2 separate regions of the Homo sapiens genome follow, and region 1 is linked to region 2. A link is an interaction called in ENCODE POLR2A ChIA-PET data of the cell type or tissue named here. Cell type or tissue: OCI-LY7. All regions are shown on one strand. Links, peaks and the distances in the headings refer to the core of each region. The heading gives the core; the rest is flanking DNA. Region 1 has its middle 4.3 kb from the start of DNAH7. Region 2 overlaps LINC01825 (long intergenic non-protein coding RNA 1825).

The links. Peaks named below come from ENCODE experiments on the same cell type or tissue, not always from the same donor. Only the 100,000 strongest peaks of a DNase experiment are listed, where the experiment ranks them.
Region 1: POLR2A ChIA-PET joins it to region 2 with 9 read pairs; 3 of 35 experiments call an interaction of 5 or more read pairs at or near these places.

The regions. Positions count from the first base shown.
Region 1 is chr2:196,071,707-196,074,626 of GRCh38, reverse strand. No RefSeq gene overlaps it. Among named protein-coding and RNA genes, the nearest start is that of DNAH7, 4.3 kb to the right of the region's middle. In OCI-LY7, for the core only: no CTCF peak of the experiment used is centred there; no DNase peak of the experiment used is centred there.
Region 2 is chr2:195,537,652-195,540,571 of GRCh38, reverse strand. It overlaps LINC01825 (long intergenic non-protein coding RNA 1825), which reads right to left. Exons shown (of 3, transcript NR_186609.1): 2 at 2,440-2,531; 3 at 290-2,260. Among named protein-coding and RNA genes, the nearest start is that of LINC01825, 6.1 kb to the right of the region's middle. In OCI-LY7, for the core only: no CTCF peak of the experiment used is centred there; a DNase peak (open chromatin) is centred at 1,441.

The sequences.
Region 1 (2,920 bases), core at 229-2,728, 530 kb before region 2:
TCAGGGAACCAAAATATCAGTAATTCAATTTCTTTTCTTTATTTGGTCTTTCATATTTGGTTAAATGGAGGAACCAGTTTTAGTCCCCAGATACCTTCTTTTAAAATGGACTTCCATATTTATAGATTAGTAAACCAAAAGCATACAGACAGCTTTACCCAAATCAAGCACTAAGTGCAAAAGAGGATCTTTCAAGAGACAAATGACAAGATTGATAAAGTTCCTTTTTATAATTTGTGAGATACAGTGGTCCAACATGTCTAAACAAAAACTTCATTCAGAATATTTTGAGAACTGTATTGATTCTTATCAGGATTTTGCGCTGGTCTTAACCTGAACAGTGGGGACAGAGATTAGCTAGCTTATTTCTCCCATCTCAGCATTCAGTATAATTGGTGACATTACTGATTATTGTGAGAATTACTCTAAGAAGTCAGTGCTGAAAGCCACATTCCTCTTGCTTGACAGGGATCACGATAACTGACAAATACAAAGGAATTGTCCTTGCCAATTTTTAAAAAATTACTTTCCTTCCATAATTCTGGCAAGATACCCACCCAAAGACAAATTTAGAAACAGGATTCTGCAAATCAGAGGTTGACTCCAGGGTTGACCTGAAAATAGAGGTTGACTCCAGCTATATATGGTGGCCTAGTGGAGGCAATGTAGCAAGTCAGAATAGCCTGATGTTTGTAGATTTCAACGATGGCTTTTGAGATTGAAGGTGAATGGACAGTGAGATAGCAGAGGATTGAAGAAGGAAAGCTGGCAGATGGTAAAGAGTGGAAGGTGGATGGCTAATGTTTTTAGGCTCATCTGTGTCTCATGCTGTTGCTGTGAATCCCTCAGTGTCTCCTGGCCTGCTCATGTGGACTATGACCCTCCATGAAGCAATCCAGTTAACCTTGAACTTTTGCCAAGAATCTGAAACTCCTTCTAAACACCTCGGAACTGCTGGGACTAGTTCTTTTGGCATCAGGTTGGCAGCTGCTAAACGTAGTACACCTTTATATCTGTTGGTTATTGCCTGTGGAGTAAACCCTTGAGGCAATCTTTTTTTTCTTAAGTGCTTTTTGCTTCTAATTGGCTGACTGAACCCCCTAGTACTTTACTGACTTTCAACGCTTATCACTGTACCCTTAGGCTATGAAACAAAACTACATCTTCAACCCATTCTGAGAACTCTATTCTTATCTCCAGGTCTTTAATGAAATTTGTCTCTCCCTCAAGCCTATTTCTGTTTAGGCTTTTCCATTCTTCCAAGTTTGGGATATGGGGTCTGCAACATTTATCTTCTGTTTTCCACTATGAATTCTTACTAATCTTAGGCTCATAGCATCTCCTCTCCTTGACTCAGCTTCATTCGTTGAAGACATCGGCTCACAGTTCTCCCCTACGCTATGCTACTTCAGCATCCATGCGAACAGCCATAGCTTGAGGAACTTAGTTCCTTGACCTTCCATGGCAAAGTCCTTTACTTCAGTCCCCACTTCTGTGGCCACACTGGGGACATTCTCAACACCTGGAATAGCTCTACTTCTGAAATCACAGAGACAATACCCTCACTGCTTCACTTTGTGTTTTGAGAGTTAGTTTCTCTCACTATGTCACCCTTTCTGAGACCCTCTCCATCCCATTCCCTTTCTCCACAGTTAACAGTCCTTTCTTCCTCTACTCATTATTTTAGTTTCTGTGATTTTTTATTTCAACTTCACTCTTATCAGATTCTCTATTCTCATGCTCTGTTCTCCTGTTATACCAGCCTGGGAAAGACACTGTGTGTTTGTCTTCTCTGAACCTAAGTCTGGTCTGTTGAAGACCTTTGGAGAGTGGTGCAGAGCCAAGTGGATAGTGGCTGGCGCTGATTCAGAGGCTTCAACTTCAGCTGAGCTTTTCCTCTATTTCTTTAATCACTTTTGTTCTCTCTCCATTTCTGCCACATAGTCATTGAAACTTCTTCCTCCTCAAATTTTTGACCATCCCCTGCCTCCTACCTTTCTTCTCGTTCTTGAAAGGTGATTTTGCTTTCTATACCACAGAAAAAATAAAATTCATTTTTTTTGGGGGGGGATGTCCCCAACTACACACAAGCAAGCTTTAAACACCCACATTTCCACTCATCCTTCCTTCTTCTTCCTTTTACAAGGCGTGCTTATAAGATCTCTCCATCTGAAATTAATCCTATCTCCTTTTACTTTTTCCTCTATCTTCATCTTCTCCTTTCCTATTTGCATTTAAACACAAACAAAACTTTCCTATTTGAAAAAATATAGTGCCTCTCTCCCTGAATCCATTCAGTCCCCAGTCTATCTCTCTTATTCATAACCTAAACTTTCTGAAGATTGTCTATTCTGGCAGTCTCCCTCCTTTCACTCTTCAGCCTCTGGAATCTGGCCCCAAATCCTCCCACTGCATTGTACTGAAACTCCTTTGCCATGTTCACCAATGACTTCCTTGGCACTCTATCCAATGGATACTTTTAAATCCTTAGATTACATATTGTCAGAAGCTTTTGATACTGTTCTCTATATTCTTTTTCCTGAAATATTGTTTTTCTTTGTTTCTATGATTCTATATTCTGAGTTCCCTGTTATATCTAGCTACTTTTTCTCGATTTTCTTTGCAGGATCCCCCTCTATCCAATTCATAAAGATTGGTAGTGTTTAGGTTTTAGTTTTTTCTTTACTAGGTTCCTTTCCGTTCTGTCCCTACATACTCCTTGAACCATTTCATGTATGCTCATGGATTCAGATGTCATTTATATGTAAGCCTCAGATCCATGTCCTTAGCCCAGGAATTATCTTCTGAGCTCTGACCAATATGTGCAGTGTCTACCAGCCACATACACACTTCCATGTCCTATAGATATCTCACACTCAATCTGCCCAATGCTGGACTTATCACTTTCTCTGTAAAGCCT
Region 2 (2,920 bases), core at 278-2,777:
GGCTTATACTTCTTTAGCTTATTACAGTTTAACTTCAAGTGATATTATAGGACTTCATGTATAGTACAATAAATTTATAACAGTAGACTTCCTTTTCTCCCTTGCCTGCATTTATGCTGTTAGTATTATGCATTTCACCTTTACATATATTATAAACCCCCAAACACATTGTTACTACTGTTGGGTAAACAGTCAACTATCTTTTAATAGATGTAAATAAGAAAAAATACTTTATGTATTTACTCATGTGTATTGGTCAGAGTTCTCCAAAGAAACAGAGCCAGTAGGGTATAGTAAATATGTTTATTATGAGAAATTGGCTCCGATGATTATGGAGGCTAAGAAGTCCCACAGTCTGCCATCCACGAGTTGGGAGACCGCGGAAAGCAGTGGTGTAATTCAGTCCAAGTCCAAAGGCCTGAGAACCAAGGGACCTGGTGTTGTAAATCCCAATCTGAGTGCTAGGGAAGATGGGATGAGATGTCTCAGTTCAACCAGACAGGCAGGAAGCAAAAGGGGTGAATTTTCCTTTCTGCCACACTTTATTCCATTTAGGCTCCTAACAGATTGGATGAGGCCCATCCACACTGGGAGGGCAATCTACTTTACTGAGTCCGCTGATTCAAATGTAATCTCATTCAGAAACACCCTCACAAACACATCCAGGAATAATGTTTAATCTGGGCACCTCATGGCCACTAAGTTGGCACATAAAATTAACAATCATGCCATGTATTACCATTTTTGGTTCTCTTCATTTATTTGTGCAGATTAAAATTTTCATATAGGGTATTTTTCTTCTGCCTGAAGAATTTCTTTAACATTTTTTGTAGTATGGATTTGCTGGTGATGAACTCTTTCAGCTTCGTATGTCCAAAAATGTCCTGGCCAGGCACGGTGGTTCACGCCTGTAATCCCACCCAGCACTTTAGGAGTCCAAGGCAGAGAGTTGTTTGAGCTCAGGAGTTCAAGAACAGCCTGGGCAACAGAGTGAGACTTCATCTCAAGGAAAAAAGAAAAAAAGGAAAAAAATTCTTATAAAGACATTTTTACTGAGAGTAGAATTCTAGCTTTTTTCTTTCAGCACTTTAAAAATGTTGTTCCACTGTTTTCTGGATTGCATTATTACTGAAGTTAAATCTAATGTCATCCTTATCGTTGTTTCTCTGTATATAATGTCTTTTTCCTTCTGGTTGCATTTAAGATTTTCACTTTATCACTGATTTTGAGCAGTTTGATTATTGTGTGCCTTAGTGTAGTTTTCTTCATGTCTCTTCCTTTTTTTTTTGATAGGGTCTTGCTCTGTCTCCCAGGCTGGAGTACAGTGGTGCGTTCACAGCTCACTGCAGATTCAATCTACTGGGCTCAAGAGATCCTCCTGCCTCAGCCTCCCAAGCAGCTGGGACTACAAGTATGAGCCACTGCACCTGGCTTCTTCATGTTTCTTGTACGCTTTGAGTTTTGTTGAGTTTCTTGTGTCTATCCTTTCATCAAATTTGAAACAATTTTAGTCATTATTTCCTGTAATATTTTTTCTCACATCCTCCTTTCAGGGACTCCAATTGCATGTCTTTTGTTCTAGGATGCAGTTAAATTACTTGAAAAGCATTTACTTCTTTTAAGTCTGTTTTTAAAGCTTTTTTGGTGGTACCAGTATAGTGTTTAGTCTACATCTACTTATTCCCTACTACTGAGGTAAGACTAACTAATGAGTAGACTTTTTTACCCAAAGCCCCACAAATTACGAAGTTAAGTCAATCTGGATGGGAAAATAGGCTATTTCTGGCCTTGTGTGAGTGCTAAAACACTGTTTCCTTTAATCCTCTTGGGTGGTTTTTTTCCTGGCCACAGGTAACTGCCTCAAATGCCTACAATGATTAATACTCTGCTAAATACTTAAGGGAGACCCTTTACAAATCTCTGGAATTCTATCTCTGCTCAGCCCTCTTTTCTCTGGTACTCGGTCTTGCAAATTCCAGCTGCCTTGGGTCTTCTTGGACTTTCAGCTCTGTCTCCTCAATCTGGGTCATTCACTGGGCTCTGCTTGGATATCTCCTCTTAGTGTCATGGCCTGGAAACTCTGCAAAGCAGTAAGTTGCACCTGTCATAGGGTTCACCTCATTTGTTTACTATCTCACAGGGATCACTTTGGTTTGTTGCCTGATGCTAGTATCTTGAGAGCTGTTGTTTAATATATTTTATCTGTTTTTCTTTTTGTTGTTTCACCCAGGGGGGTTTGCGCCCCCTTAGTCCATCTGTACTGGAAGAAGAAATTCCAGGTTAGTGCCTTAAAAAAATATGTCAATGGGAGAAGAGGCGATAATGCTAGTGGTGCTAGAATGATAGAAATGCCGTTTGCTAGAAAGTTGTTTAATTATGGCTGTAAAATAGTATTTTTGCCTACAGTAAACAGCCTGATGAAGTGAACAGAATATGAACCTTGTAGTTGGTGGCTTGAATTTCAGCTCTGTCACTTAGTAGCTGCCAGACTTTGAACAAGTTACTTCATCTTTGAGTCCTGGTTTCTTTATCTATAGATATAAAAATGAGAAATATGAATATCTGACTCATGGTGTTATGGTAAGATTAGATAAGATGGTATATACAAATTGCCTGCTACAGTGTTTGGCATAGTATTCCCTAAACAAAAGTTAATTCCTTTCTTCTTTTTATTTATTTCTGTATTTATCATCACAGCTCACTGCAGCCTCAACCTCCCGGGCCCACGCGATCCTTTCTCCTCAGTCTTCCAAGTAGCTGGGATTACAGGCATGCGCCACCACGCCTGGCTAATTTTTGTATTTTTTGTAGAGATGGGGTTTTGCCGTGTTGCTCAGGCTGGACTGAAACTCCTGAGCACAAACAGTTCACCAACCTTGGCTCCCCGAAATGTTGGAATTACAGGCATGAGCCTCCCTAC